2 separate regions of the Homo sapiens genome follow, and region 2 is linked to region 1. The links are chromatin loops, found by intact Hi-C in ENCODE. Cell type or tissue: ascending aorta. All regions are shown on one strand. Links, peaks and the distances in the headings refer to the core of each region. The heading gives the core; the rest is flanking DNA. Region 1 overlaps AGBL4 (AGBL carboxypeptidase 4). Region 2 overlaps AGBL4 (AGBL carboxypeptidase 4).

What was found. A loop is a pair of places that touch in the nucleus more often than their neighbours do. Peaks named below come from ENCODE experiments on the same cell type or tissue, not always from the same donor. Only the 100,000 strongest peaks of a DNase experiment are listed, where the experiment ranks them.
Region 2: a loop joins it to region 1, with 3 times the contacts of the local background. A loop is called at or near these places in 5 of 110 quality-filtered maps.

What each region holds. Positions count from the first base shown.
Region 1 is chr1:48,735,916-48,751,825 of GRCh38, reverse strand. All of the region lies in intron 6 of AGBL4 (AGBL carboxypeptidase 4), which reads left to right. BEND5 (BEN domain containing 5) reads left to right here. Exons shown (of 6, transcript NM_024603.4): 4 at 9,055-9,203; 5 at 15,374-15,587. Among named protein-coding and RNA genes, the nearest start is that of BEND5, 33 kb to the left of the region's middle. RefSeq lists an enhancer at 1,403-1,532. In ascending aorta, for the core only: a CTCF peak has its summit at 8,158; no DNase peak of the experiment used is centred there; H3K4me3 peaks cover 767 bases; H3K27ac peaks cover 4,746 bases.
Region 2 is chr1:48,808,698-48,824,607 of GRCh38, reverse strand. The region is part of intron 6 of AGBL4 (AGBL carboxypeptidase 4); the gene reads left to right. Among named protein-coding and RNA genes, the nearest start is that of BEND5, 40 kb to the right of the region's middle. In ascending aorta, for the core only: a CTCF peak has its summit at 6,912; a DNase peak (open chromatin) is centred at 6,877.

The DNA of each region.
Region 1 (15,910 bases), core at 6,024-11,023:
AGTGGGGATGGGGTTGAGGGACAACTCCAGGCTGTCCCTTTTCTAACAACTGCCTAGGTATTTAGAACATCCAGAGGAAGTTGTTAGGCTTTTCCCCATTGTCAGAATAGCAGTGTGTTTCTCCATTAGAGCAGGGTTTTGCCTTCCATATTGCCATGTGACAAGCTTATGTTTTTTTTGGATTTGCCAGGCAGGAAATGGAGGTGGGAAAGTGTTCATTACAGGCAAAGCCTGGTTTCTAGGAATACCTGCTTTGGGCCAGACACTAAATACTTTCCATATATAAAACAACCTCAGCAGTGGATAAAACAGGCTCAGAGAGATTAGGTAACTTGCCTGAGGCCACACACCCAGGAAAGGGTAGAACCAGGTTTCAAAACTGAGGCCCCTCTTGCTTTGCCATGCGTCAGGCAGTCTGATCACAGAGTCCCTTAGCCATGTGCTTCTGTGGCACCATCCCTTTTGCCTGCCTCCTGATTAGGCCTTCATTGCTGGCCATTAGACCATCCAGTACTGCAGTGCATTCTGTGACTGCAGGACCCTTGAGCTTTTAGATGAATATTTCCTGCTTAATTTAAAAGCCCACCATGTCTTCATAGTTTCAGCCTTACCAGGCAACATGGCCTCAAGATACCAATTGGACAATTCCTGGAGTTTTCTTAGAAATTGTCTCTTTAGAGAGAACCCAGTTCAGCCTTTCACCCCTATCTTATAGATGGACAACTGAGGCCCAGAGAGGGGAAAAGACATATCTATGCCATGTGGAATCAGAATATATAGGATTTCATGAATGCTATATCATGAAGCAGTGGAAGGTTTGTGTTCAGCCAACATGGATGGATGTTTGTTTGGATGCCAGGATTCAGCAGGTCCCAGAGGCTGGCCATACCCTCCCTTGCTGCTCCAGGGGGTACTCTGAGTGTGGGGGGTAATTCTTAGAGTCCTAGGACCTTAGTCCTATAAGGAACCCCAGAGTTCACCTCGTCTAGCCTCCTATACAGGACAAGAAGCTTTCTGCTGTCTCCCTGCCATGCAATCACCCAGCCTCCAGTAACATTCCACTAGAGACAAGAAGCTCACTCACTGCCTTCCAGTGCAGCCTATCTCATTATTGGATAGCTCTGACCGTAGGGAAATGTTTTTGTGCAGGGAACATTATTGGATCCTTCCTCTGTTCCGAGCCCTGTGCTAGGCACGGAGAAATCAAATTGTTAAGCCCCCCTTGCCACCTTAAAGAAGTCACAGTCTCAACAGCAGACAGTTGGGATGCAGGGTGAGCTTTACTTTGGTCCCGAGCTCTCAGGATGTTGGGAAAGGATACAAAAGAGAGCTCCTTACATGGCTGGGGTAGGAGAGTTGTGGGTGGCTGCAGGAGGCCCCAAGTTAAGGAACTATCTCAGGCAACAGGAGAGCCTAAACAAAGGTTTGGAGTTGCAAGAGAGGCTGGCTTATTCAAGGAACTGAAAGTAGTTCTGGTTGGACGGCACAGTGAAGTGCTGGGTAGCAGGAAGAGATGAGGTTGCAGACATAGATGAGAGCAAGCAGAACTACCCCAGCCCCTCCTACAGGTGGTTCATGGGGGCACTTCCCCATTGGAGTGGGCTGGGGTGCAGTCCTTCAACTCCTGAGTTGCTATTTTCCTCTGAGTCAGGCAAATCAATCAACAGCCATTTAGCAAAGATGAATCCCATATGGTCCCTACTCTGGAAGGGCTCATGGCCTGAAGGGAGTATCAGCAGAGGTCAGGGTCATGGATTGATTTGTTGGGCAGACATCCACCATGTGATCAAACTTTGCCTCCTCATAACTCCTACCCTCAGGCACTCACTGTGCCCACAGTGGTCCCTCAGGAAACTGGGAGCAGCCCTTATGCTGCCCACCCCACTTATTCCCACCACAACTCCTTAGCCCCCCAACCCAGCCAACTGTGGTCCATTTTACATGCATTGAATACATGTGTGGGCCTTCAATGCTTCCTTGACAGGGCGTTCTGCACATACCCTGCCATTTGGATACTCTCTGGGCACAGATAGTTGGGCAGGAGAGAAGTAGAAGAACCACAGATGAAGAACCAGTCCAGTTTTCCCTGGCCACCAGAGGATAAGTTCAGAGCTTCTAGAGGTGACAACCTATTCCCCTTCCACCGCACCCCTCATGATTGTGGGGCTTTTCACAGACCCCCTAGGAATGTCAGAGAAAGTCAGAGATGAGCTGAGGGTCCCACAGAGTGAGCATTAGGCAAGAAGCTCTGGAAAGTACAGTTCATTGAGGAGGGGTAGGGTAGTGGAAAGAGCTGTCTTTGGAATCTGACAACCCTGAGTTTGAGCACTCACCACCTATGTGACTTCTGGCAAGTTACTTTACTACTCTGAGTCTTTACAGAGATAATAAGATCGATTTTGTAGGACCACCATAAGGATTAACTTCTTTCGCTAAACACGTGTTTAGTGAGTGTTCTGTATGGAGGACATTGCGCTGGGTGCTGGGGATATAGCAGGAACATCCCCTCGGTGTTTATGTTCTAGTCAGGGAGCTGTTAAACAAACAATCACGTGACAGTGGGCTGAAAAATGCTACAGAGAGAAAAAAAGAGAGATACATTTGATATAAGATACTTAACAAAGAAGACTTTTGTAGGTTTCAGCCACCTTTCCTTCTCAAATATGTCATTTGAAATGGGCATCTGCAATTCCTCAAAGTCGGGGAGAACCTTGACCTCCAAGACTGGGGACCTGGGCCTGCTTTTTTCACCTCTTTCTTCCTGGGTGGGCTTCTCCCCCTTGGAAAGGGGGCTCTCTCGGATCCATTTCAACTCTGCTGCTCTGTGGTTCAGATTCCCCGAGGGTATGGCCCCACTGTGGAGGCATCTGTGTCAGCTGCTGGGATCTCACCTAATCCAGGATTCATGCTAGAATTTTTTTCTCCTGCCTCTGCCCAACGAAGCCTGCTCCTGCCCTCACTCACAGAAAATGGAGAGAGAGAGGACCTGAAGAACCCCGGCCTCACTACTCCCCCACCTCCCCAAGATGTCGCGCATCCATCAAAGCCCCAGTCAGAGATCACCACTTTCCTGAAGCCTTCTAGGATCCCTTAACCGGCAGTGATCTCCCCCTCCCCAAATTCATGCAGATCATCACATTGCACCCTTTGTGCACAGTGAGCCTGTGGTTTGTGCCACTTGCCTTCACCTTATGAGAACTACCCCACCCTAGGGTCACACACCCAACAAGCTCCTCTCATCCTCCAAGCCCCAACACAGAAGTTGGTGACCGTCCTTATGAAGATTTCCTAGTCTCCTCCAGAGGCAGCACCCCCTCCTTTGCTTCTGCCCCAGTTTTTCTCCTAATGCTTGTTAGCCACATGGCTGGTGGTAGTCTGCTGCCTGTCTCTTTCCACTGCTGGACAGTGAAGCACTCAGTTCCACCTAGCACAGGGCTGGCACTCAGGAGGTACTTAGTAGATTCTCACCAAAGGAATGAAACCAGATTTGTCTCTGCTTTCACTGGAAGACTAATGGGGCTAAGAAACAGAGGCACGCTACAGCAGCAGGTGAGAGCAGCTGATGACTTCTGAGAGGGTCTGAGAAGGTCCACAGAGGGGGATCCTCCTACCCAGCTCCGGAGGCATCTTCCCTAGTCTCTTTCCAAGGCCTTTGTTTAACTCCTTCATTGTTATGAAGCTGTTCCCCTGCCCAGGTACTTCTCGACAGTAAAATCATCTCTATTCTGCCAAATCTAGTACTTTCTGTGTGCCACAGCAGATGTTCTGTACGCATTTAGGAATTTTGACTTGATTTGCTATGCATTTATGAAGAAAATAGGATGGTACTTGTAACAGAGAAACTTCCTATCTACTTACAGAAGTAAAAGGATTTAGTCCTTTTTTCTAAAAAAAAGAAAGAAAGAAAAAAGAATCGAATATTATTAACCTTTCCATTTCAGCTGAAATCAGAAATGATATTTAGTGTCCAAACACATACATGTTTGAAAAAATAGGTGATTTCTAAACCCGGAAGTCACACAAACATAAACATTTGTGTTAATCAGAAAGAACAGCATTAGTCCAGTTTACGATACAACAAGAATAGAAAATGGTGTAATTTCATGTATTTGTTGCCCCAGCAAACACTTACAAAGACCGTAACTGTGTGTCATGCTTTCCATTTTAGGGAAAAAGCCAGTAGGGCTTAAAGAGGTAAAGTAAATAACAGAACCAGGATCTTTACCAGGTTTTTCTAACACTAAATCTATTGCTTATCCGTTAAATCAGAGTTATTTGTATGCTATATAATAGTGTTTCACATGTTAAATCTGAACTTCCCCAGAACAGGAACATACTTTGTCTCTGGGTCCCCAGTGCCTCTTGCAGAGCCTAGATCTTGATATGCAGTCAGGGGTTGTGTGATGAATGGGTTCATGAATGATTGAATGAAAAGACAAGTACTACCTTTCATACTTTTTAAAAGCTTCCTTTACCCAGCTGAGAGTTTTCTTTCCATGGAAGGTATATTTTCCCCAAAATAAACCTCAAGTGTGTGTCAATATCCGAATGCAAATGGATCAAAGCCCTTTTTTAAAAAAAAATTCCTACTCTTCCCACAAAGTGAAAAAAGTTCTTTTGTTACCTAAAATATCTGCGCCAGATTGTACAATGCTGTCTCTTAACGCAAGTGCTTATTATTGTGGCTAATTTGGTCACATGTGTTTGAGGGAGAACAATGCCTCAGAAATTTTTTAAAAGCAAAACAGCAATCTGAAGCATTTGTTGTAATGAGATGTAAATTGCCAACATCGGTAGTGAAGCCGACTAAAATTTGCAATGAAGTGATTTTCTCCCCTCTTAAATTAAAAGCACTAGGGGCCCTCCCTGCTCTCCCTGAAGAAAACACATGCTTTTTTTGTTCCTTTTCTTTCTGATCCTGTAATGCTAAACATTGCGCTCTGTTGATTGATTCATTCCTTCATTCATCTGCCGTTTTGCCAGCTTCTGTCTGTTCTGTGCCTGCCTCAGTGCTAGGCTCTTCCAGAGACGTCAGCAGCCTGCATGGTGGCTTTTGGTAATCCCCATTTTGCAGGTAGGAAAGCTGAGTTGCAGAGAGGGTAAGATGACCTGACTTCAAAGTCATGAGCTGGGATTCACACCCAGGTCTCCTGAACATTCCCTTTTAAGATGTACCTTTGGTTGGCTTTTCAAGCCGACCTTCTGTAGACAATGTCCTGGAAGGAGGAGGCTGTTGCGGAGAGCTTTCACCAGGTGTTAAGCAAATGGTGCTGAGTGAGAAATTTAGAAAATAGTTTTTCTTGAGAGCCAAGATCTCAGTATAGTAGCTTCAATATTTGACAGAAGTCTATCAGTCCCTTAGGACACCTTCGTGAGCCTTGAGGGGACCGTCGTGAACCTTGAGGAGAGTGGGTGGGCTGTGGAGTACAAGGACCTGCTCTGTGCTGGGCCTGTGCTAAGCACTAGGGGCAAAAGCAGAACAGCAGGGCCTCTGTTTCACAGAACCTATGCTTTAGTAGAGACGAACTTAAGCGCACAAGTGTAACTTGTGTGGGAGTGGGTGGAGAGGGAGTGAATGACTATTTACCAAAAAAACCCACTCTGTACTAGACTCTGAAATCATTGTTTCATATAAATATACGAATATATATATATAGTTATCTGATTTAATCCTCAGTCTTGCCAAGTCACTGTTATCTTTCCTCCTTTCAGGTGACACAACAAGATCAGAGAGGTTAAGCAATTATTTATGTGTACATTATCTCTTGAGGATAGAATGTGAATCAAGCACTGTGCCAGGTGAGACCTGGTCTCTGACATAAAAAGACACGGTCCTTGGCTGTCCTCAAGCCTCCTTTCTGACATAAAAAGGCACCGTTTTTGGCTGCTCCCTCCTCCTTTAGTAGGGGAGACAGATATAGAGACGAACAAGTACATCTGATTATTATGGTAGAGTAGGGGCAGAGGGGTGGGGAGAGTGCAAAGGAAGCTCTACTACCCAAGGAAGGTCACAAGTCAACTAAACAGTAAGTGGCAAACCCAGTACTTAAACCCAGTATTTGGAGCTCTGTCTCCAAATCCCAAGCCAAGGGCTAGAGATAATTATTTACTAGTCTTTGAGGGGATAGGGCAGCCTCATTGGAGAGATGGCATTTGAGTCAGGCCTTGCATCACTGGTGGAGTTTGTATAGGTGGACATCTCTAGGGGTAGAATGTTCTGGACAAAAGGAATGGCATAAGCAAAGAGTAGGAGGCAGGAAAGAATGGTGTATGTGTGGAGAGGGTTAGGCCAGCCACTTTGCCTAGAGTGGAGTCTGACTATGGGAGGGGACCAACAGGATGGAGCCAGAGAGGTGACTCTTTCAACCCCTGCTCCCTCTGATGTCCGTTAGCTGTCCCTCTGTAGACAGTGTGATAGCAGAGCCCTTTGTCTGTAACTGTGCCATGTGAATTGTCCATTCTAACTAGATGCTTCTGATTTCAACTTAACAGCCCTGATTTCTACTTCTCGGACTCCAAGAAAGATTACAGACATTCAGAACAGCTTCCCACCTGTCCATGCCTCTACCCTCAAGCACCTCTACTCAGCAGCAGGACTTTACTTCAGAATCTTTCTCCCAGCCCATTAAAGTCCCTCTCTTCCTCCCCTCTCATGTCATGAAGAATTTACTAAGAGCCTGCCATGTGCCAGGCGCTTCCCTACGCTCCAAGATGCTAAAGGGAGTAAAACTTTGCTCTTGAAGAGCTTTATAGTCTAATGTTGAAAACCGACAGGCAGATGATTGCAAACATAATTTGCTAAAAGTAGTCACAATGTAGAGACCCCCCCTACCTGGGAGTGATGACAATCAAGCCTCACAAAGGAGACACCTGAGCTATGTCCGAAAGTCTAACTGGGTGCTTGGCAGACAGATGAGGTAGTGTTCAGCGCCAAGACAAACAGCACAGAGGCCTGGAACAACATAGCATTTGGGGTACCTGAGCAGAGGTGAATATTGGTGGGGGGCAAGAAATGAACCCTAGCGGTAGAGAGGAGGCTGGTTGTTCTGGGCCTTATGGAGGCCATGGTGTGGGACTTAATTTTGAGGGTAGTGGGCAGCCTAAGCAAGGAAAGACAGGGTCATGTGGAAGATCCCTTTGATGGCCTTTATAGAGATGGATGGGAGAGAATCAACTGAAGTTACGGCTGTACTGGATTCATTCTGTTGTCCAGCCTCTCATGGAAGGAAAAGGAGGCTTTAGAGGAAAGACATGTTCTTGCTAAAAATGACCGTGAGTGAGTGCCTTTCATGGACCTCCTCTTTTCAGCCTATTATTTTTTTTCTGTTGACTGAAGGTCAGAGCTAGAAGAGACTTCACACGCCAACTCAGCTATGTGCTTTAGGGGAAATATAAGTAATTACCTTTTCCCAGATCTGAGAAAAGATCAAATGCTCCACTTGAATTTGTTTATGTCTCAAAATTTTAACCTGTGATCCCACACAGAGAGAAGAAACTTTGGTATTTGCTTCTGAAACTTTAGAATTACTCATTCATTGTTGTCATTGTTTTATTTACTTAGCAAACATTTAGAGAGTGCCTACTCAGCCCCAGGTGCTGGGGACAAAGGAAAGAATAAGACCTAGGCCCAGCCCTTGAATAGGTCTTGCACCTCTAATTGGGAGGTGCTGTCAGAACGATGATGATGCTATTGGTCCTTCGCTCTGCCAGGTTCTATATCTGTAATTTACTCACCTGTGGTCACACAATTAAAATATAGTGTAGCCAGGAATGGGACCTGAAATCTCTACCAGGATGAGTTGAGCTCTTTTATTTGCACTGTTCTGCTCCCCAACCATCTTGCATTCAGCTTTGTGCAAGTTTCATTCTTAAATTTTATGATACTACAGAGACTTCGTCTTTCAGTTAGCAGCTGCCAGCAACTCAGGATTGAGATTCTCTCCTGGGAAGCTGTATCATGAAGAATTTTAGTAACAAATTCACCAGGACCTTCACTGCCACCAACCAAAGTCTAGGATGTGTTAACTGAACCCAGAGTGGCAAGCAGATTGTTACAAAGGGCTTTAATATATAAAGAGCTTTGTACCCAGTTGTCCACATGGCTAGGATAAGAGAAGGCTGGTCTGTGAGTTCATCTGTTACCTAAGTTAACATGCACAGACAGAGGGAGCTGCTGTGGCAGTAGCCACATCTCTGATCTTAGTCAACTCCTGAAATGTTTGCATGGGGAGAATTTCCAGCATGTTAAATTATGTGGGCCTTTGAAGTTGTTCTCCCACAAAAGTTAATCAAGTCATTTGGCCTTATTTACCCATTTTCATCCTGTTTCTCTGCCCTTAAGTAATCAACACACAATAGGTGATTTTATAAAACAGTCCATTTTTAAAAGCTAATGGAGAAAAAATAACCCCTTTAGAAACTATCACCATTTATCTAGCTTCCTTTTTGCTGTTTAAACTGCATGTAATTTGTGTTGATTGCATTAAAATAAAAATCAGAGTAGCTGCTGGATCAGGCAATCAGGGGCTTAATGTGTATTGTGTTTTAATTTCTTGATTCAAATGCTCCAGTCTAGATACTAGGTCTTGGGGAGGGGGAGGCCTTAACATTTTTGCCCACACTTTCCTAAGCTCCCTTCTTCTGTTACGGCCTTCTCCACTGTAAGATACTGAGGTGAGGATTTTGGCAAATACACGATTTGCATATTTCAGTAATTCCCACCCCTTCTCCTCCAACCCAGGCGTAACAGAACCTCTTTCCTATGCAGGAAGTTGAATCCCTGCCTTTCCATTTAGACAATGACACCCTGGAAGAGTGCTCTTCATTCAAACTTGATTAGAGTCTAGTCCACTCTTGTCTTCCAGTTTTCCACCTTTTCCCTTGTGACATTCATACCTCACATTATTTTCGAGTCTGGGTTTAAGTGTAGTTCAATGGACAAAAATAAGCTAGCAAATTTTTTGTGCCATGGTGTGCTGATAGATGCCTAGTTAAAAATATTTGCCTTTTATTTTCCTTGGAGTTCTAGACAGATTTCTTTTCTTAACTGCCTAGGTCCCGCCATTGATCTGGAAAAAGTAAAGTCAGAATGTCTCGAGCCCGAGCCGGAGTTACGGAGCACTTTCAGTGAGGAAGCAAATACGTCGTCCTATTACCCCGCTCCTGCGCCTGTCATGGACAAGTATATCCTAGACAATGGCAAGGTAGTGTTTTAAGCTCAATATCCATTCCCTGCAAGTGTTTGTTAGTCAGAGTAAAGGTGGAGAGTATGGTGGGAGCTTTCCAAATCGCAGCTTGACTGGTTGGCCTCCTGGCCTAGCCCTGAATGACTGTTTCTGGAATTTGTATACTATCAGTAGCGTAGCTTTGCTGGGGCGTTTTCTCTTCCTTCTTCCTTTTTTTTTTCTTTCTTTCTTTTTTTAAAAAATATTGATCCAAAGCAACTGTAAAAGTAAATTGACATTTTAAAATAGCTTACTAGTGACAAAGATATTTCTTAATTCCCATGATAGTTTGATGAAACTTGTCCCACCTTCCTATGTAACCAGATGCCTAAAATTTATCAGGTGAACTGGAAATGAAGTATCTTATTTACAGATAACAACTCAGTTTGTGTTCATTCACCACTTAGAAAGTATCTGTATGTTCTAAGCCCTGTGCTAGATAACAGGAATACAGGGAAGAACAAGACATACTCCCTTATCCCCAAGCCTCCTTCAAGCTGTGTATGCAGCAGTGGTTAGCGCACAGTCCTAGGACCTTATAGAACTACTCAGCGTTATTTATATGACCTTGAAAACAAATCATAAACAAAAACTTAAGATTATTAGTAATGGAATCGCTCGTGAAAAATCTTAAAGTCACATGATGATATACCAGCAGGGCAGGGGAGGAAATTTTTCTGACATTCTTCTAACATTCAATTGAATTGATCTTTGAAGAAGTACATCAGAGCCCTTTGTGTTGGCACTGGTGAAATTCAGCTTTAGCGTTATGTTCTCTGCCACTGTGGCATGCATTACAGACATCGCCTCTCGTTCTCCTTAACGCGTCATGTGTTGGTTCATTTTTCTTGCCTCATGCTTCAAAAGGTCTCTGTTTATTTAGTATCATTCTCTGTTAGGTTGATGAGAAAGAAAAATTTGTTTTATTTGGGTTTGTCCAGATATGTCTCTGCAACTGGCCAACCTGAGCCAAAGCAAATATTGTCAAGCTGAGGAAATGAAACGTATTAGTTTTCAGGACTCTCTTGGATGTGGTGTCGTTCCCTGCATCTCCCACTGAGCGCCTCCTCCCCTGCAGAGGCAAAGCTGATGGGCCAGGCCACAGGCCCATTCTGCCTTGCCTTGCTGCCTTCAGCAGGCTTGAAACGTCAGCTTTGCAGAGGAGAGGTGGCATGACAAGTTGGAAGTCGGCAGCCTGGAGCCTGAGTTCTTAGCATAGCTCTACATCTGTCCTACCTGTGTGACCTTGCAAAGATCCTTCACTTCTCTGGGTCTCGGCATCCTTGTCTGTGAAAGATGGGATTGGATTGATGCTCTCCAAAGGCCTTTCTGATTCAAACTGTGTATCTAAGTTTGGTGAACCTTCCCCAATCAAAGATAAAAGATAGGACTATGCTATGTTTGTTGATTTCTTTTTAGTCATGAACACATTGTGGAGTGACTAGAGAGTTTTTCTTAAAGTAGCTTCCAAGAGAAATCTATTTCTCCCTTGCCTTGAAGGCTGATGGATAGTTTCAGAGCATTATAGGGGGCCTCTTTTGCAAAGATAGCATTCTTCCCCCAGAAAATGAGTCTCTCAAATCTCATTTAATATTTTTACACGTGAGTTGAACAGCAAATCTTGAAAATGCCTATTTTGTTTTTTCATTGGTTTTTGCCAGCATGTTGCTATAAGACTAACCTGGTTTTTATTTGCACCTAATTGGTAGTCAGGCAGAGAGAGTTTTAAATGCAGAGGAAAGGAAGTGGACGCACTGGAAATGATGGCAGCTTCCCAGAACAGCATCTCCACATCCCAGAAGTAGCCCTCATTGTTCTTGGCTCTGCTGTCTTGTCTGACCCTTCCTTCTGTCTGCACGATCAGAGGCCTTAATCTCTGCAAGGCTTAGAGCACTGGAATGGGACACATTTCCTAGTAGGAAATGATTTTTGTCCTATAAAACTTTTCACATAAATATATTTTGATCAAGTTCCATCCTACCAGATGCCATATTTTTAATAACCTCCTTTGACACATAACACTAACACTTTGGTCAAATAGTATACTGTGGTTTACATGAATCAGGCTTGCCACACAAATTTCTGATTTGGGTAAAGTGCATTGTGTTTCTTTGTCTAAATGTTTTATTTCAAAAACTCATTGAATCATAAAGCTGCAAAGACCATCAAATTTTAAATAACCTAATTTATACATAGTATGGGTAGGGAAACATATCCAGAGAAGGGACTCCTCTATAATTACATAACAGGTTAGAGGCAGGCAGGAACTGAAAGCCAGACCTCCTGGTTCCCAGGCCAGTACTCTCACCAGTCTGTTCTGCTACATCCCTGAAAACTGAACATTGCTCCAGGTGACCTTGAGCCTTGCTAACCTCAGGGGCCCTTGTCTCAAATGCCCCGGCCTATACCTGTGATTGGTCATAGCAAAGCCCATTTCTTTCTGTGTTCTAAAGTTGGCCTTGTACTTGAGTGAATGTCAGAAAATATTTTCATCTCCAAGGAACAGCAGCTCATCAGAAGTGAAAAACAGTTCCATAAAGACATTAAATATGCCCATCAATTTCTTACTGCTTTGTGTACAGACTAGCCCTTATCACTTTGTAGGGGACAGAAGAGGCAAAGCCTTGACCCTCCCCACTGACATGTACTGTGAAGGACTGAATCAGGTGGCAAAGGCTCTAAGTGAGCTAGAAATTCATAAAGGATAGAACTTAGCTCTGCAGTAATTAAGGAGTGTTTCCTGAATTTTAGACTGGGACTTGAAAGATTAGCAGGCTTAAGAAAACGTAGGGAAAACATTTATTCCTGGACAAGAGAATGGCAGGAGCGGAAACATGGGGAGGGGAAAGAGGGTAAAGGATGTAACAGTTGCTGTGTCCTCCTGACACTTTACACATCTTTTCTCATTTAACCCTCTCAGCAACTCTGAGGTAGCACTGATCTGCTGACTGTATAGCTGAGAAAAGTAAGGCTCAGGAAATAAAGTGACTGGCCCAAGTTAACCAGCACGCAGGTAGAATAGCTGAGATTTACACCCAGGCTGGCAGCTCCAGCACCCATCCTCTTGATGTTACGGCACACTGGAAGTAGCGGGAAATGAACAAGTTCCGGAATTTTGTAGTGTAGATGGACTATGTAGATGAATATAGTAGAGAAATGAAGTAGTAGTGAACAGAATGGATTCTAATGGGCCTTCAAAGCCAGGCTGAGGAAGTTGGATTAAATGTGATAGAAAACAGGGAGCCATTCAAAATTCCAGAGGATTTACCTAAAAACACAGTTGAAAGACTGCAGAAGTCATCTAGTCAAATAAGGAAGGAGGTATTTTAGGGAACTTAATCTGTCGTGATTATAGGATGGGCGGGTTGAAGGGAGCAAGGACTGGAGGCAAAGGCCAGTCGGTGGCTGTTTTCCTGGTTTCCCTGTCTGCAGTGGTGAACTGCACTGGGAGCTGGTGTGGGAAGTAGCCAGGCAGATACAGAGGAAACTCAAAAGGAAAACTAACTGAACATTGATGTGTTAGGTCTGCTGTCTTTGATCTACATCAGTACCACCGTGGTGGCAGCAAGGAAGACAGGGAGAGCAGAAGCTTCAGGATTTGGGTTTGAATCTTGATTCCAAAATTGACTGATTGTGTACCTTAGGAAAAGTTACATAGTCCCTCTGAATCTCTGTTTACATCTGTAAAATGGGAAAATAATTTCTACCTATTTCCATCTCTTAAGGTCATTATGAGGAATAAATAAATTGAATGTACAATACCTGGTTCATTGTACGTGAACCAGGTACTCAAAAAATACTAGTACCCCTTTTCTCTTGTAGAACATTGGCTAAAAGGACTTTCATCTCCCTTTCAAGAATAACAAATTAAAAGATCACAGGAAAGCAAGGATCAGTGGTGGGGGAAAAAAGCAGAGATTTTTGAAAAATGTAAAGTTGGCATCCATCTCTATGATTTTCTGATTCAGAATTTAATGTAATTCAAAGTTCCTTGTTTTTCTCCTATCTCAGGAAGCTTGTGTGGGTGGCTTCAAGTGTCATCAAGGGAAGTGATGCAGGGTCCAGCAGGGAGCAGTGGGGAACTTGTCCCCAGCATGCCCAGTCTGGCACACAGACTGCCCACCTGCAGTTCGAACTGCGGAGAAAAGGCCACACTTGACCTTGGTGTCCGTGTTGCCTAGCCAGCAGCCAGGTAGTACATCTCACTCCAAGGCTGCTTATCTTTCCTGAGCGGATGAACAGATTTGCAGTACTGAAGTTTACAGCACAGAGAGGCCAGGTGGATCTAGTTATCTGATTGCCTGCAGCAGTCTGACTGATCTTTTGAGCAAAAGGAGGTGAAGTCAGACGTGCAGGTAGATTGTTGACTTACATTCATGGGTGGGCTGCATTGCTATTTTTTTTCTTCTTGATGGTTGGAAAATTTCAGTAATTGGTAAAGGAAGAAGTTTTGCTGGCTGACCTGACTGCCTAACTATGTGTATTCACCTTCCTTCCCAAGCCAAGCTCCAGTAGTAGAAAGATCTTTAATTGTTTTTTGAACAATTGATCTTGCTGGTCTGCCATTAGTTGGGTATGCATCCAGTCTCTTAGACCAGGGACCTCTCCAGAGATGTCTCTGACCATGTGATATTGGCAAACTGCAGGCCTTTCTGAAAACAAGGACCTTTGGCAGGTCCTTCTCATGTCCCTTAGAAAGTTTAGCTCATTAGCAGCTGCCGCCCTCTGTCCCCACAGAGGCCATTTCGTCCCTTCACAGACTCAGCAGAAGCATGACATAAATGGCAATGTCAAAGTGAACACTGTTTTTTTAATGATTAATGTTAGTAAATGACTTGTGAGATCTAAATTTTATACTCTTTTTTCTTTTTTAGATTTACTAAAGATGCAGAAAGGAGAACAAATTAAAATCTTATAGCTTATTGCTGGAACATTCTGGGTCTTATTGGCTCTGCACTGAAACTCATAGGGAGCATAAGATTGTGTTTTGTTCTTTGTGCCGTCGGAATCAAACTGGGTACCTTGTGGTTGTGTTTAAAATCATAGGTGTTTTGAGCCAGAAGGAACTTTGAGATGAAATCCAGCTCCACCACTTCATAGGTAGGGAAATGAAGCTCAGAGGTGGGAAAGGACTGGCACAGCCCTACTCCAATTGGCAGGGCAGCTGCTCTCCTTACTTGAGCTGGCAGAGGTTTTCACACTTAGCCATACACTGGAATTATTTAGGCCACACCCAGCCCAAATAAATCAGAATCTCTAGGAGTGGGGCCCACGAACTGATGATTTTTTTTTCTTTTCTTTTTTTCTTTTTTCTTTTTGAGACGGAGTCTCGCTCTGTCTCCCAGACTGGAGTGCAGTGGCACGATCTCGGCTCACTGCAACCTCTTCCTCCCAGGTTCAAGCGATTCTCTTGCCTCAGCCTCCCAAGCAGCTGGGACTACAGGTGCGTGCCACCACACCTGGCTAATTTTTTTGTATTTTTAGTAGAGATGGAGTTTTACCATGTTAGCCAGGATGGTCCCAATCTCCTGATCTCGTGATCCGCCCACCTCTGCCTCCCAAAGTGCTGGGATTACAGGTGTGAGCCACCATGCCTGGCTGTCACTGGTGATTTTTACAGCTCCCTAGGTGACCCCTGTGTGCAGCCAAGGTTGAGAACCACCATACTAGGAAGGTATATGTCCCAGAATGTTCACATTAAAGGAAGGTGGGTCTTTCCATAGTGTAACACAGAAAGAAGTTAAGCATGGGTGTCCTGAGATTTGGTAAGGCTCTGAGCAGCCTTGTGATAAACTAAGTATAGTGTAGAATATCAACTCTGCCACTTACTAGTTGAATGATGTTCAGCAAGTCACCTCACCTGTCTGAACCGGTGTTTCCATCTGAAAGGAAAATGGTGTTATAATGCCTTCTATCCACAATTGCCATGAAGATTTAAGATAGCAAATATAAAGCCCTAGAATAAGGCCTGGCACACTACACGTATTCAGTAGATGATAGCTATTACGATTACCCTTAAAGAGAGTTAATTTCATATTTATGACATGAATCTCTTACAGTTGTGCAGCAATGCTTTTTAAAGGACAAGAGAAGCCTCCCACTGCCCTCCTGTCGGACTAAACAGGTGCTGGTGTTCTTATTCCTCTCAGGTCCATCTGGGAAGCGGGATTTGGGTTGATGAGGAGAAATGGCACCAGCTACAAGTAACCCAAGGAGATTCCAAGTACACGAAGAACTTGGCAGTTATGATTTGGGGAACAGATGTTCTGAAAAACAGAAGCGTCACAGGCGTCGCCACAAAAAAAAAGAAAGATGCAGTCCCTAAACCACCCCTCTCGCCTCACAAACTAAGCATCGTCAGAGGTAGGTCACTGAGTGGAAACACAATGGCTGGGATTCTGTCTTTTACTCTGTCAAGAATGTGTTAGGCACAATTCAATTCAACGATTACTTATGAAGCTTCTGCATGCCAGACCCTGGGCTGAGCCCGGGGACACCAAGCGGATAACCCAAATGCCCCAGAAGAGCTCACATTTACCAGGGCAGATGAGCTGTGGACACAAGTACGATTATATTCCACAAGGAATTAGCATGAGAAAGGGACAGATGGTGTGCTAAGGGAGTTCTCAGGAGGGGAGGATACCCTTAGCTGGAAAATCAGGGAAGAATTCCTGGGGACGGGGGTC
Region 2 (15,910 bases), core at 4,976-9,975, 74 kb before region 1:
ATTCCTCCCCCAACTCCCACTGACCTGCATCTAAACACCAATACCTCACTAGAGCTAATAAAGCCTTGTGTGACTGACCTCTGTCTGCCTCTCCAGTCTTACATTTTAACATTTACCCAACCACTATCTCCTCTACCACCCCTCACCCTAACACTCTGCACTCTGAACTTTCTGATGTCCTCCATTCTTTCTTACTGCTCTTCCTAACCTATCTATTCCTGTGCCTTCAGTTAACTGACTCCCATTTATTAGAGGTTAAGTCTTCATAAGAAAAGTCTGCTCTGATCATGTGGGTTATGGTGAATGTTCTTCATCCATGCTCACATGACCCCCATGTATTTTAGGTCCTAGCTCTTGGTGTGCTGGTTTGTGACTGTCATCTTATATATGACTCCCCCATTGTGAGCCACTTAAAAGCAGAAAAATAGGTTTGACTTTCCTTTCTTTACATTCCCAGTGGCATATATTAGGTGTTCAGTGAAAACAGAGGAAAAGAAGGAAGAAAGAAGGGAGGGAGGAAGAGAGAAAGGCTCAAAGAAACACATGGCTCTTGGAGGGCTCACAGTCTTATTGACACATCTTGGGAGAAGGAAACTATCCTAATGACATGTGCACATATACACACACACACACACACCTTTTGTCCCACCATCCTTTTCTCTTATGTATTCCTGGTAACGATTCTGATAAGCAGATATTCCCATTCTACAGATGCCAAAACTAAGGCCTAGCAGAGGTTCCTTAATTCAGAGATGAAATAAATAGACCTGAAATTCAAGTGATATCAACATTCATTTGTTCAATTATTCATCCATGCATTACACATGCTTTGGTACCTCTTCTGTTCCATATTTTGTGTTGGCCACTGGGAAACAGGAGAATCAGATTTATTCCTGACCTAGAGAAAGTCTAAAGGAGGACAAGGAGAAGTGAAGCAATGCAGTACAATAGTCATAGCCAAGTAGAAATGTGTGCAGGGTGCTGTGTGAGCAGCAAGGAAGGGGCAGGAAGCTTTTCCTAAGCAGGAGGCATTGAAGCTGGGTTTTGAGGGGAAAATGGGAACTTCTCAGGCAGACAACAAAGGTGAAGTACATTCTAAACAGAGGCCTTGGGAAAAGAAGAAGGAGAGAATCAGGAAAGGTGATTGGTAAGGACTTGCACCTTTAAATCACCAGAGTACTCAGTCTGCCCCAGCTGACCTTTCCCCTGGTGTTGGAGTCTAGCCAACCTTGGAGTGTGCATAGGCCTCCAGCTAGGGCTGGCTTACTTAGCAGGGGATGTTGGTTAATTATTTGGCACTGTGTTCCAGCCTACTGAGCAGTGTTAGACATAACAGAGGGAACCAGAGGTGATAGATGGTGATGGGAAATCAAAATTGCTTCTTAGAGTTTGCTTCCTGACTGTGCCTACTGTAAAACACACTATTAGAAGGAAGAAAATATTTGCTCTATTAATAAATAAACATGTAGTGAATAGTTAGATGTATTAGAAAACCAAGTCACTTCTAGAATCTTGGGAAGTCTGGTGCCAGAAGAGTGGTACAAGGAATAAGAATGTTTTCTATCGAATAGTCCTGGTATGTTTGGTGCAATGCAATGGAATGAAAAGGTCCTGGGCTGGGACCATGAGACCTAGGTTTGCATTCTATCTCTCAAATTCATTAGGTCAACTCTGATGCCACTTAGGCAATGTGGATGCCAAAAAGGCCAATGTGATCAAAGTCTGTGTTAATAGAAGTCTAATTATAAAACAAGGAGGGATATATTTATTAGTCAGAGTTCTCCAGAGATACAGAACCAGTAAGATGTGTGTGTGTATGCTATAAAGAACTGGGCCATGCAATTATGAAGACTGACAAGTTCCAAGGCCTGCAGTCAGCAAGCTGGAGTCCCAGGAGAGCCAATGGTGTAGTTTATTTTGTTTGTTTGTTTATTTGGAGGAATCACAATACTCAATTGTAATAACTACTGTAAAGTTAATATAATCAAGACAGTGTGGTATTGACAAAGACATATACATTTAGATCAATAGAGCAGAGTAGAGAGTTCTACCCACACAAATATGGTCAATTGATTTTGAACAAAGATGCAAAGGCAATTCAATGAAGAAAGGATTATCTTTTCAACAGATGGTGCTGGAACAATTGGACTTCACATAAATCAAATCATATAGCATGTGCTCTTCTAGGTCCGATTGCTTCCTCAATATATTATTTTTTAGATTCATCCAGATTGTTGCATGTATCAATAGTTTATTCCTTTTTAGTCTTCTTTAGCATTCCATTGCTCATAATATACCATAATTTGTTTATCCATTCACCTATTTGAATTGTTTTCAGTTTTTGGCTTTTCTGGAAAAATATGCTATCATCATTCTTGAACAAGTCTTTTTTGTGAATATATGTTTTGATTTCATTGGATAAGTAGCCAGGAATATAATTGCAGAATCAATTATATAAGAAACTTCCAGTTTTCCAAGGTGTTTGTATCATTTTATAACTCCTCCCAGTTTTGTCCAATTGCTCCATACCTTTGTCAATACTTGATATTGTCACTCCTTTTGAGTTTTGTTACTCCAGTGAGTGTTTAGTAGTATTTCCTTATGGCTTTAATTTGCATTTCCCTAACAAGTAATGATGTTCAACACTTTTTCATGAGTTTATTGGACATTCAAATATCTTCTTCTGTGAAATGTCTGTTCAATCTTTTGCTCTTACCAAAATTGGATCGTCTCTTTGTTATGGATTTGTATGAGTTCTTAATATATTTTGGATATAAATCATTTGCTAATTATATTATTGTCAATGCTTTCCCCTGTTGTTGCTTGCCTTTTCACTTTCTTAATATCTCTAATTTTTAAAAATTTTAGATTCAGGGGCACATGTGCAGGTTTTGTTACATGGATATATTGCATAATGGTGAGGTTTGGGCTTCTAGTGTACCCATCAACCATAGAGTTAATGTTGTCCCCAACAGGTCATTTTTTAACGTTCCCCCTCCTCCCACTCTCGCAGCTTTTGGAGTCCCCAGTGTCTGTTATTTTCATCTTTATATCCATATGTGTCCATTGTTTAGCTCCCATTTGTAAGTGAAAACATGTGGTACTTGACTTTCTGTTTCTGAGTTATTTCACTTAGGAATATGGTCTCCAGATCCATCCATGTTGCTGCAAAGGACATGATTTCATTCTTTTCATGGCTGCATAGTATTTCATGGTGTATATATACCACATTTTCTTTATCCAGCCAGCCACTGATGGACACTTAGACTGATTCCATGACTTTGCAATTGTGAATTGTGCTGTGATAAAAATATAAGTGCATGTGTCTTTTTGAAACAATGATTTATTTTCTTTTGGGTAGATGCCCAGTAGTGACATTGCTAGGTCAAATGGTAGTTCTATTTTTAGTTCTTTGAGAAATCCCCATACTGTTTTTCATAGATGTTATACTAATTTACATTTCCATCAACATATCCCTTTTCTCCACATCCACACTAATATCTGTTGTTGTTTTGCTTTTTAATGATAGCCATTCTTACTGGTGTAAGATGATATCTCAATGTGGTTTTAATTTGCATTTCTCTGATGATTAGTGATGTTGAGCATTTTTTCATATGTTTATTGGCCACTTGTATGTCTTCTTTTGAGAAATATCTGTTCACATCCTTTGTCCACTTTTTAATGGGATTGTTTGGTTTTTTTTCTTGTTGAATTGTTTGAGTTTATTGTAGATTCTGGATATTAGTCCTTTGTCAGACACATATTTCGCAAATATTTTCTCCCATTCTGTAGCTTGTCCGTTTACCCTGTTATTTCTTTAGCTGTGCAGAAACTTTATCATTTATTAAGTCCCCTAATGGTATAGCTCTAATCTGAGTTCAAAGGCCTGAGAACTAGGTAGAGCCAACTATAGTTCCAGTCCAAAGGTTGACAGGCTCAAGACCTAGGAACAGCTGATATTTCGGTTGGAGTTTGAAGGCAGGGAAAAAGCTGGTTTCCCAGTTCAAAATCAGGGAGGTAAGAGGAGTTGCCTCTTATTCAGGGAATAATATTCTCTTATTTAGCCTTTTGTTGTATTCAGACTTTCAACTGATTGGATGAAGCCCACCCACATTACGGAGGGCAATCTGCTTTACTCAACAATAAAGCATAGTTTAACATTTATCAATTTAAGTGTTAAACTCATCCAAAAATGCCCTCCCAGAAACACCCAAAATAATGTTTGATCCAATATTTGTGTACCTCCTCATAGCCAGTCAAGGTGACACATAAAATTAACCATCACAAGGAGTGATGATGCCTCTATATTCTGTACCAGTTATAGGTCTCTGGGGAACCCGATATTCAGTTCAGATCTTCAAACCTTAAATGAGAGTGTTTTCTAAGGAAGTCCCAGGGCCCAGACAGTACTCAGAACTATAGCACTGGAGTCAAAATAACCTGAGGATAACAAATAGAAAACCCAGAGAAAAGACCTTATCCTTGTTCCATGTAATTTCTTGTTTCAATTTTTCCACCTGTAAAGTAGAAATAATAATTGTGCTTACTTAGAATGGAAGTTAGGAAGGTTGAATTAGACAATCAGCATGAAAACACACAGCACAATGCAGAAGGCAGCAGAATGGCTTTGTGTGGCTACATGAGGGAATACTATGATTGGAGAGCAGAGCTTAAGAGAGCCCATTTTAGGCTCAATAGAAGAACCATTTGAATCAAGAGTGGGGTTACTATCAGCTTTCTTAGGTGGCAAGATCCCCATCACTGGATGTGTGTGAGCAAAAGCTGGACCACCTATTGGCAAGAACACTTTAAAGAGAACAGAAACACCATACATTGGTGGATGGGCTAAAGCCTATTAAGAGTCTTGCAAAGAACTCCTTACAAATAAAAGTTCTTCCCCTTCTGGAGCTTGTTTTTCCTCCAATGTCAAATGCAAACACTGGACTAGAAGATTTCCAGGGGCTCTTGTAAGTCTAGCATTCCTTGGTTCACACTTTGCAACTTTCACCAGAACTACTGCTGTAGTCCCCAAATTGGCCTCTCTACCTTCAACCTGTATCTGTATCCCCCACAAATCCACCCCTTAAATCCATTCCCAAGTCCATGCTGCAGCCGGAGAGACCTTCTTGGCATATGACTCTGGCCACTTCCTGACCCTGCTTAACACTTTTGATGCTTCCTTATTGCCCTCAGGATAAATGCCAACCTCTCTAGCCTTTCTCAGAGAAGGGCTGCTTTACACTGGCATTCAAGGCTCTTCAGAATCTGGCCTAATGACCCCTTTTATCACTCCTTTTCATGCACCCAGCATTTTAGCCACAACTAAGCACTGGTTATTCCCCAAAACATAACAGATTCTTTCACACTTCCATACCTTTTTGTCCTGTTTTATTTTTCCAGAATGCTTTATCTCCTTATCTGCCTCCTTATCCTTCAAAATCTATTTTCAATATCGTCATCTCTAGGAAGCCTTCACTGACCACCCAGGCTGATTTAGGAGAAAACTGTCTGTACGAGCCTCTTTCACACAGCAGCAGAGTTGTCCTTCTTCAATATTTCATGAAGCTTTGAGGGCAAAGACAAGCATCCAGTCCATTGTATATATTTTTAATACTTGCTTCCTAATTGAAGGAAAATATATTTCCATGATGCAGGCTAGCTTCCTCACTCCAGGATGTGGAATATAGTGACTTTGTGGGGTTGCCATTATGACAAATCATTTCCTCTGCTTGCCAATCAATATATGTCTATTCAAGAAAAACACATGAAAAAATAAACTTAAAATGCTCAAAAACTATCACCGTTGCTATATTGATGTATTTCTTTCCAGGCTGTTTTTTGCATGCATATTATAAAGAAGATGTCAAATATCTAGTATTTTTCTTACTCTTTTTTCTCTTAATATTACAGTATTAGAATTTTCCATGTTAATATATAGTTGTTCATAACCATTGTTTTTAAGACTAGATAATATTCCATCAAGTAAATAAGTAAGTAAATAACTGTTTGGTTGAACGTTTAAGTGCATATTTTTTCACCATTATAAAAAATTCAATCACAGGCATCTTTGTGCATAAAGCATTTCTCTGTGTTTAGGATTTGTGTCTGAGGATCAGTGTCTGTGGCTGTTTTTATCTTGTGAAAATCAGGGCCTTTATCTAGAATCTGCCTGTGTTTTCTCCCCCAAACCTCCCAGACCAAAAAAGCAAAAACTGACATCAGTGCCCTAAGAGTCACTTAGTGCAATGTTTCATGTATGGCTCCCAATTAAGGCAATATGCCCCTTTTCAAATATGGCCATAAATATTTTCCTTCGGTGAAGTAGATGCCACGGAGATAATATTGATTGCAAATTACAGCCTTTGTAATTAACTAATTTACGCAGCTGGAAGATGGAGCTGGTGAAATCATTTGCTTCTGAAGGAGAATGGTGGCCTTTCCAAATTTGACTATCAGATATGAATTTGACCTAATCTCGGGAATGTTTCCGGCTGGAAGATGGAGCTGGTGAAATCATTTGCTTCTGAAGGAGAATGGTGGCCTTTCCAAATTTGACTATCAGATATGAATTTGACCTAATCTCGGGAATGTTTCCGGTAAGACTGCAGACTCTCAGGTGCTTAAGAAGTCACTGAGGCTCTGGACAAACAGGAACGTATTAGCTTTTTGCCTACTGACTACACAGCCTCCACCATTCACCCAAAATGGATCTGCATCTCCCAGGTGCATCTGCAAGCACACAAAAACACACACTGGGAAGGGGTATGAGCTGAGGTTAGTCCTAGGTGCTGCACTTTCTATTCCTGACATATCAGGATGTGTGGGAGGGAGGCCAAAGCTGCAGCACCAGGCTGGGCTTCCAGTCCTGTTGCTACTGTGGAAGCTGGCTCCAGACAGGTGGGGGCAGCAAAGAGCCAGCCTGTATGGTCAGCTGGGATTCTAGTTGACCAAAGCTGTTGGGAGAACTCAAGCTCATCAGTGTGGCAAGTTAGACAACTTGATCTGGACACATGCATAAATGGAACAGGGGTCCAGATACCCACAGGATTAATACTAATAAACCATTTTGCTTAAGCAGCAAAACTCGGTTTATATATTGAATGATAGAAAATTATTTTATTGAATCCTCTCCATAAGCACACCCATTTGATAAATAAAGAAACTGAAGTTCAGGCTAGTTAAATAGCTTTTTCCCAAGTTCACACTTGGGCCCTAAATGTCAAAGCTAGTGATTAAACAGGTCTTCTGACTCCATGGAGTGACAGGATTATGTTACGTTCTTTGTATCCACTATCTCATTTGATTCTGGAGGCTAGTCAACCAGGTACCTTTTTAAGTGGATAGGCTGAGGCCTAAACTTAACAGAATACCACTATTCCAGTGATAAAGGATCTTTAGGGGCAGGAAATAGCAACATTCAAAATGTCATACGTTGGGAGAGGGGTGGGCGCTCATCTCTGGCTTTCATAAAGCACTTGGGCAAACACCCCTCCTCATTTTTTTTCCCAGTTTTTCTTCTTTGTGCTCAAACTATTCTCAAGTATTTACAGTTCCTAGAATGGACTAACTTCTATTTCATTTCCAGGCTTTTGCACATGTTGGTCCCTCAGCCTCAAATGACTTCCTTCACACTTGTTGATCTAGTTAATTCCTATTCATCGTGACCACCTTCGAGGGCATTCTCTAAGCCCCTCCTTGCCTAGACAGATGTAGGTATATCTTCTGTGCTTTCACAGTGGTTTGCACAAACCTCTATCGTAGCATGTATCATACTACTGCATACTATGATATCTTTTTCCTTCATTAGATTGTGGACGCTTTACAGACAGAACCATATCTTATTCATCTCTCTGCTGGGCACATAGTTGGTGTTCAAACATTTGTTGAATTACTGTATGTACACATGAAGAAGCATCTTTCAAGATTCTTACAAAAGTTCAGAGGGTACCAGAGGTTTCTTATTGATTATAGGGACTAGTTACCATAATCCTTGAGGGAAATGAGAGTTGACCCTTAAACCTGAGGGTTACAGGCTGGCATTTCCTTGCTCTCTTTAGAAACATGATAAGTTTCTTGCCTTTGTAGTTATCTGGTTAAAAGGTATTTCAAATTCTTATTATACCTCATTCAACATATACCTATTCCTTATCTTATTCCTACAAGTACCTGAATGTAGAGGCCAGGCCCCACCACAGTTCTGTTTGAGTTACTTTTTAGATTGACTTGGCAAAGCAAAATCTGGCTGTTCTGCCATAAAAGGATGATCTCAGATATGATCAAGGGACTTCAAATCGTATCTGCCCATCCAAAAAGCAACAGTGCAACTATTTCAAAGGTTACCTTTAGTCCTCAACTTGTATACAACCTTCTCCCCAGCTAACCACTGCTAATCTGACATAAGCATTTAACTGTAATTCTATATAGCAAAATCCATAATCAACAGAGCTGGCGACATCTCTGTCTAGCTCTCTGTCTCTGTCTGTCTGTGTCTGTCTGTCTCTCTCTCTTTCTCTCTACACACACACACACACACACACACACACACACACACACACACACACAAAACAGTTCCTCAATAAGTGGCCAAAATCTGCCCATGTTTTGTTTAGTTTGAGCAGCTAATGCCAGAACAAAGGTAATGAAATATATTAATTACATTAGAGATATTTTAGAGAACCAAGATTTGCTTTCAGAAAGAGAGACCACATCTGACTGAGCTAAGTTGATAGCAACATGCAGATAATTAACAGCTAATAACATTAGCGTTGTAATTAGAACTGCCTTGAACTCTTAACCCATCTGCCTTTCTGATTTTGAGATCCATACAGTGAAGAACAAGATGATCGTTCTCTTTCTTGATTTGCCTGGATGTTTATAATATATTCTCTCCCAAATAAATATTACTAACTGCTATCTTTCACTTTCTACCTACTGTGTGCCAGGTGCTCTATAGATACTGAGTATATGAAGAATATATTATGCACTCAACCCTTGAGGAATTAAATATAGTTTACTTCTCTCAAAAAACTTATCTGGTAGGAATTATGACACCTATTTTTTTTTAGATAAGGAAACTGAGTGAAGTCACTTGTTGAAAGCTACCGAGCTGGTTAACTAAGCACAGATTCAAAATTAGTTCCTACTGACTCCTGTTCTTTCCATCATACCACACTGTTCTACAAATGGCCATTATTGCTATTACCTTGGTAATTTACTCACCCTGGTTGAATTTCTGGTATTCAACTCACTGTTCTGTTTAACAGTGAAGGAAAACATGAAAGGGAAAATGTAACTAAGCATGAGGTCAAGTACCCTACCTGTTTGTTTGAAAAATTCACCATTATTGTTGGAATAATCAGTCCCTGGAGTCCCAACAAAAGATGAGCAAATGATCTGAACAGACATTTCTCAAAAGACATACAAATGACCAAAAAATATATGGAAAATGCTGAATGTCATTAATCATTAAGGAAATTCCAATGAAAACCACAATGAGGTATCATCTCACCCATGAGGGTGGCTATTATTGAGAAGACAAAAATAATAAATGCTGGAAAGGATGTGGAGAAAAGGGAACTCTTATACACCGTTGATGGGAATGTAAACTAGTACAGCCACTGTGGAGAACAGTATGGAGTTTCCTCAAAAAAGTACAAATAGAGCTACTACATGATCCAGCAATCCCACTACTGGGCATTTATCCAAAGGAAAGGAAATCAGTATATCAAAAAGACATCTGCACCACCATGTTTATTGCAGAACTGTTAACAGCCAAGATGTAGATCTAGGTGTCCAACAACAGATGAATGGATAAAGAAAATGTGGTGTATATACACAATGGAATACTAGTCAATCATCAAAAAGACTGACATCCTGTCATTTATGGCAACATGGAAGAAGCTGGAGGACATTCTGTAAAGTGAAATAAGCCGGGAACAGAAAGTTAAATACCGCATGTTCTCACTCATATGTGGATGCTAAAAAAAAAAAAAAAAAAAGTTGATCTCATACATAGGGAGAGATTTGCTACAGGATACAAGATTACAGGTAGATAGGAGGAATAAGTTCTAGGGCTCTATGCCACTGTAGGATGACTATAGTTAACAATAATAGTTATATAATTTCAGCTAGAACAATGATATTGAATGTTTCCAGCACAAAGAAATAAGTGTGAGATGATGGATATGCTAATTACCTTGATCTGATCACTATATATTATATATATCAAAATATCACTATGTTTCCCATGAATATGTACAATTATTATATGTCAATTAAAAAATATTTTTAAAAAGTAGCAAATGAGCAGAATTCAGTGATGGGAAAATAAGCAGGAAGTCCTTAAATGTTAATGTTAGCAAGTAAATTACACCAGTGAGGTTTAAACTCTTGGCTGAAGATCAAGAGAAGAGCAAAGAGATTCAAGGTCCCAAGGAGGAGGTTGACAGGGAACTGGGGGACAATCAGTCTCTGGCTAAAACTACTTGACAGCAATATTGCTGAAGGTGTTGCTGAAATAACATCATGACAGGATTTTGCCAGGGGATTCAAAAATACCCAAATCTAACCTCATCTCAGCCAATTCTCCCTGGCAACTCCTTGAGGCAAATATATTCACAAGAGAGGAGAAGTTAGTTATTATTATTATTACCTAGGATTTTGGCTCCAAATCCCAGTGCATAACATGACTGAGCTGAGCTGAACTAAAATGAAGGTCCTTTTCTCCCAGAGCCCTCTCCTGAGCCTTGATTTGAAAAAAAAAAAAAGCTACCCAAAATGTCTCCATCAGAGCCAGAAGAGAAGGAGCAAAGAAGTCTACACAGGAAGAATAGTAAGTCTAGTACTAGGATCCACCTTACCCAATTCTGCTCCATCACCAGTTATTACTTTCCACCAAGGCTTCAAGGAAGGGAAATACACAAAGTCTGACCCATGAGAAGCAAAGCAACACCTTACTCTTAGCTGGAAATTTGAGCTCAAACCCTAGTGCAGAGAGCCCTGGTGGCCAGGTTGTAGATATAGTAAACAATAAATGAGATAATACGTGAGGCTTCCATCATCAAGCCTAGGCTCCCTTTAGATGAGGTCAGCCTCCTCCTGGGAGCCTGGAATCACTTCTCTCTTCTCTTGAACCTCAACCAAGAGTCCAGACCTCCCTAATGCCATGTGCTTACAAATCTGGACATCTAAGAACAACCTACTTGATTTTCCCATTGCTTATTTCCACTCATGAACTGAAGTTTTTTTGTTTTGTTTTTCTGCCAGTTCATCTCACAAGCCTGCCTGTATTTCTCTAAAACAATATGACACTGTTTCTTCTTCATATATTGAATTCATGTCTCTCAGCAGACATTACCGTCTTTTAGAAACTTCCTAATCCACTCCCTCTGACTACCTCACTTTGCCTCCAATCTGGGTTAGGTGCCTCTTCTGTGTTTCAACAGCCCCCTTGTCTTCCGTCTCTCAAAGCACTTATCACTCCATTTTTTTTATTATTATTATACTTTAAGTTTTAGGGTACATGTGCACAACTTGCAGGTTTGTTACATATGTATACATGTGCCATGTTGGTGTGCTGCACCCATTAACTCGTCATTTAGCATTAGGTATATCTCCTAATGCTATCCCTCCCCTCTCCCCCCACCCCACAACAGTCCCCAGTGTGTGATGTTCCCCTTCCTGTGTCCATGTGTTCTCATTGTTCAATTCCCACCTATGAGTGAGAACATGCAGTGTTTGGTTTTTTGTCCTTGCGATAGTTTGCTGAGAATGATGGTTTCCAGCTTCATCCATGTCCCTACAAAGGACATGAACTCATCATTTTTTATGGCTGCATAGTATTCCATGGTGTATATGTGCCACATTTTCTTAATCCAGTCTATCATTGTTGGACATTTGGGTTGGTTCCAAGTCTTTGCTGTTGTGAATAGTGCCGCAATAAACATATGTGTGCATGTGTCTTTATAGCAGCATGATTTATAATCCTTTGGGTATATACCCAGTAATGGGAGAATGTTTTTCTCCCAGAAATGAAATCCTTAAAGGTTGGGAATGTATCTGATTCACTGCTGTTTCCCCAGTGTTTAGCCCAGGATTTGGCACAGAGCAGACTCTAGAGAGTGTTTGATGAATAAATAAATTAAGAAATTACTGAGTTTGTCTAGGCCAGCGCAGTGTTGTCCAGGAGCAGGTGGGGGAAATAGGAATATCTGATCCAGAGTCCTTATTGTGAATTAAGAACCTCCTAATCTACTTCCTCCTTCTGTTCATGACCCATAGCCCCAAAATGACTATTCACCTAAAATCATACTCATCCTCTCCCCCATCACACAGCACGAATTCCCTTTTCTAAGACTTCAGATATTCTGAATCCAGCTTTGTAGTTTTCACTGGACAACTTTCAGCCTTGAGAAATATGCCTCTTGGCCTGACTCATCCCTGGGAACTTCTGTCCATTTTGATGCCCACAAAGACAATTCCCCACCTGTAAGATCCCAGCCACACAACAGACCCACACTTATTATCTGTCTCAACTTCAGGTAGTGGCCTCTCATCATGTTTCCTGACTATGCTGCCCTGACTTCTGGATGGACCTTCCTGAGTTTGCCTTTCTTCCTGAACTTCCAAGTCACCTCTCACAGTTACCCAATCCCTGTGTAAGACCTTGCTGAACGGTTCCTTATCTTTCATCTCAGACCCTCTTGATGCCTGCCTCTTGGGCTGTGATCAGAGATAGCCATGCCCTGGACACTGCTGTGTCAACCCCTCTAGCAGGAGGCTCTAAAATCAGATCCCACCCACTCCGTACATACCCTATCTGTTGCAACACAATGTGCTCTTCCTAGATATGCACCCAAAAGCCACTCTAGTAGAGAGGGTTGGACCTCACAGAAACCAGAGTTGGGCAAGACAGAGTAGAATCAAGAAGACAGACACACATAACTAGGAAACGGGGATCCTAGAATAGAAATCAGAGAAGAGGGGGACTTAAAAAAATACTAGTTGAAATTGTAGATCAAATTTTCAAGAGCAGGATGTACCAATCCAAGTTGCTCATTGAGTTTGAAATAAACCTAGAAAGGTAAAGTGAGAATCAGATCTTAGACCCTAATTATCAGACCAGAACATTTGAATTTGAAACAGTTAAAAATAGGAAGCCACTGTAAATGCTTGAGCAAAGCTGTCCAGGAACATACAGAAGGCACAAAATTGGGATTCAGAAGGCTTGAGTCTGAGGTCCTGGCTTTCTCACTAGAGGTCTATGTGACTGTGGGCAGTTCTCCTCCCCAATCTGTCCCAGATAAACTATGTACCAATGTTGAATGGTCTTAGCAGTTCCTTCGGGCCCTCAGATTCCATGACACACATGCGTTTGACCTGAAGAACTTGAGTTTTGCTCCATCTAGCATCCACCACCCCCACCCCCACCCACTACCTTGCACTCCCAATCTGCTGAGAATCAGAGCTCCAGAGGAACACCTATTGTGTCCCATCTGTTGGCGACAGAGCCAGAGAGAGGAATGCTGTGCCACATGTGCTCTTGTTTATTCCTGATACTTTCCAGAGAACCAGGGATGGGGGAAAAAGGGAGGGAGGAAGAGGCCTCCACGCAGGATCAGTTACAAGCATTGTTGTCCCACTCCATATGTAGACACTGGACAAGCACAGCAGACAATCAGCATGTGGGAAAACCTGGGCCTTTTACCAACTAGCATCGTCCAAAGGTCAAATTTGAGACTTGGAATTTAAAAGGGAAACAAATAAAATAAACGAGCAAGCAGCTCTGAACTGGTTGCCTCAGATGAGAGAACATGAGAAGACCACATCCCTGCCCTTTGTGCTAGTCAGTATAGGCTGGGCTAGGCCATTAATACAGAAAAACTCCCAAATCTCAGTAGCTCATCACAGTAAAGTTCATTTATTTGTTGAACACTAATAAATTTTGCCAAAGCTGAAATTTTGAATAAAATAATAGCTTCCATCTACTGAGTACCTATTTATGCCCAGGACTATGCTATACACTTTGCATAAATCAGCTCCTTTTTACACACGAAGAAGTTGAGATTCAGGGAGGTGAAGTGATTTGAATGAAGTTACAAATCTAATCAATGGTAGACTGGGATTGAAACCCAAGATGATCTAGGCCTGAGGCCTGTGCTCTTTCCTTACTCTACACTGCCTCTGAAGGGGACCTTGAAGTGGACCCGATCCCTTATCCACATCAATCAGGCACATCTTGCACGGAAGAGGATGAGTAAAAGAAATCATCTGACAAATGGCTTAGGGAATATATTTTTACAAAAATAATTTGCATTGTCCTTTCAGCTTGCCCACTGTCAACAGTGGAGGCTACTCAGTGCCCAACTCTCTATTGTGGACTTGTATCCCCAGATCAGAAGCACCTCAAGCACAGGGGCTGTGTGTCCCCAGGAGCCAGCCTCAAGGTCAGGAGAGTTCTCAGAGCATGTTTATTAGTTGATTGGTTGAGTGAATGAGTGAATGAGTAAATGAGTAGTTCCATTCATTCTTTAACAGAGTTTCGAGGAGTCTTAAGATGTGTGGTTGAAATCACACCACAAAATTTTGAAGGGAAAAGTCTATGCTTTATAGCTCCTTAGATTTCCTGCACTTAACATAATATAGGGCATAGGTTAGCTCTTATACCACCCTAAATGCCTGAAGAAGTGGACCCTATTCCTCATGCACCCAGAATAAAACTGAGGAAGGAGGAAGTGAATTTGAGGAATATTTGAGACAATGAAACAAGGGGACTTACTTGCCAACAGTGTGTCAGAAGTAAGGGAAGAAATACACAAAAGAAGCATAGGGATACCCGTCTTTGGAAATTACCTCAGACCCCTAAGAGTAATTTAGAGTTTAAGCAGAGTGTGTAACTGATGTTTCCCCAGACCTGGAGAAATTGAACAGCCTGCAGGCACAAATGAGGTTCTATTTATAATAATCACATGTGGTTTGCTGCCTCATTCCTCTACCTGTTAAGGCAGGACTCCAGTCTTCCTCCAAGTCTCATTCAGTTTTTTCTAGATGTCTCCAAGTGGCATTGTATGTAAGCTCAGAAAGGGTGCTATCCACTTCTACATGATGTCTACCATGTTGCTTCTTTCTTGTTCGGCCCATCCTGTGAGGCTTCCTGTTTCTTGCATTTGAGAGTGCCCCATCCTACTCAGGGCTCTCACTGTCCACCAGGAGAAATCCCTTGATCTAGCCAAGGGTGCTGCCTGTTTATAATATCAAGCTGTCAGAACAAGAAATACTATCACAACCAAAGTCACACCTTTTTCCGATCTATAAATGGGACAAATGTTCATCTCCCTCACTTTGTATTCACAGCTCTGTGGTCTTTTTGGAAATAACTTCTACCTGCAACTCCTCTCTCCCTGGTGCTCAAACATGGACCCATAGAGCTGATCCAGGAAACTAATCTCAGGGACACACACCCTATTTTTACCCTCCTCCTTCCCTAAAGTAGGGCTATTGCACTTCCCTGCTGTGCTAATTTCAGGCCCCACGGATCTTCATGGGAACAAAACCCTGCAAGAAGTCTGCCCCAACAGTCCTCCATAGCCTAGTCTAAAGCTGGGACCCCTTTTCTGGAGAATGAATACAGTGACCTCTGTTTCTCATTCTGGAATCTTATAAAAACACACCTTAATATTTTTCTCTAGATGCATTTATTAAGCACCTGCTGTGCTCCAGATATAAAAGGAGCTTTCTGTGCAGCTCTTCACTTAGTCCTCACCTCATCTTTATGGTCTAGGTATTATTAGCCCTTCTACGGCTCCAGGGAGAGAAAGTGCCTACTCAAGGCCAGCCTTCTCTGGCACGTTCCCTTCAGTCTCAGCCTTTGTGCTGACTCGCTGGCCATGGCCTCTCTTGGGAGCCTGTTTCT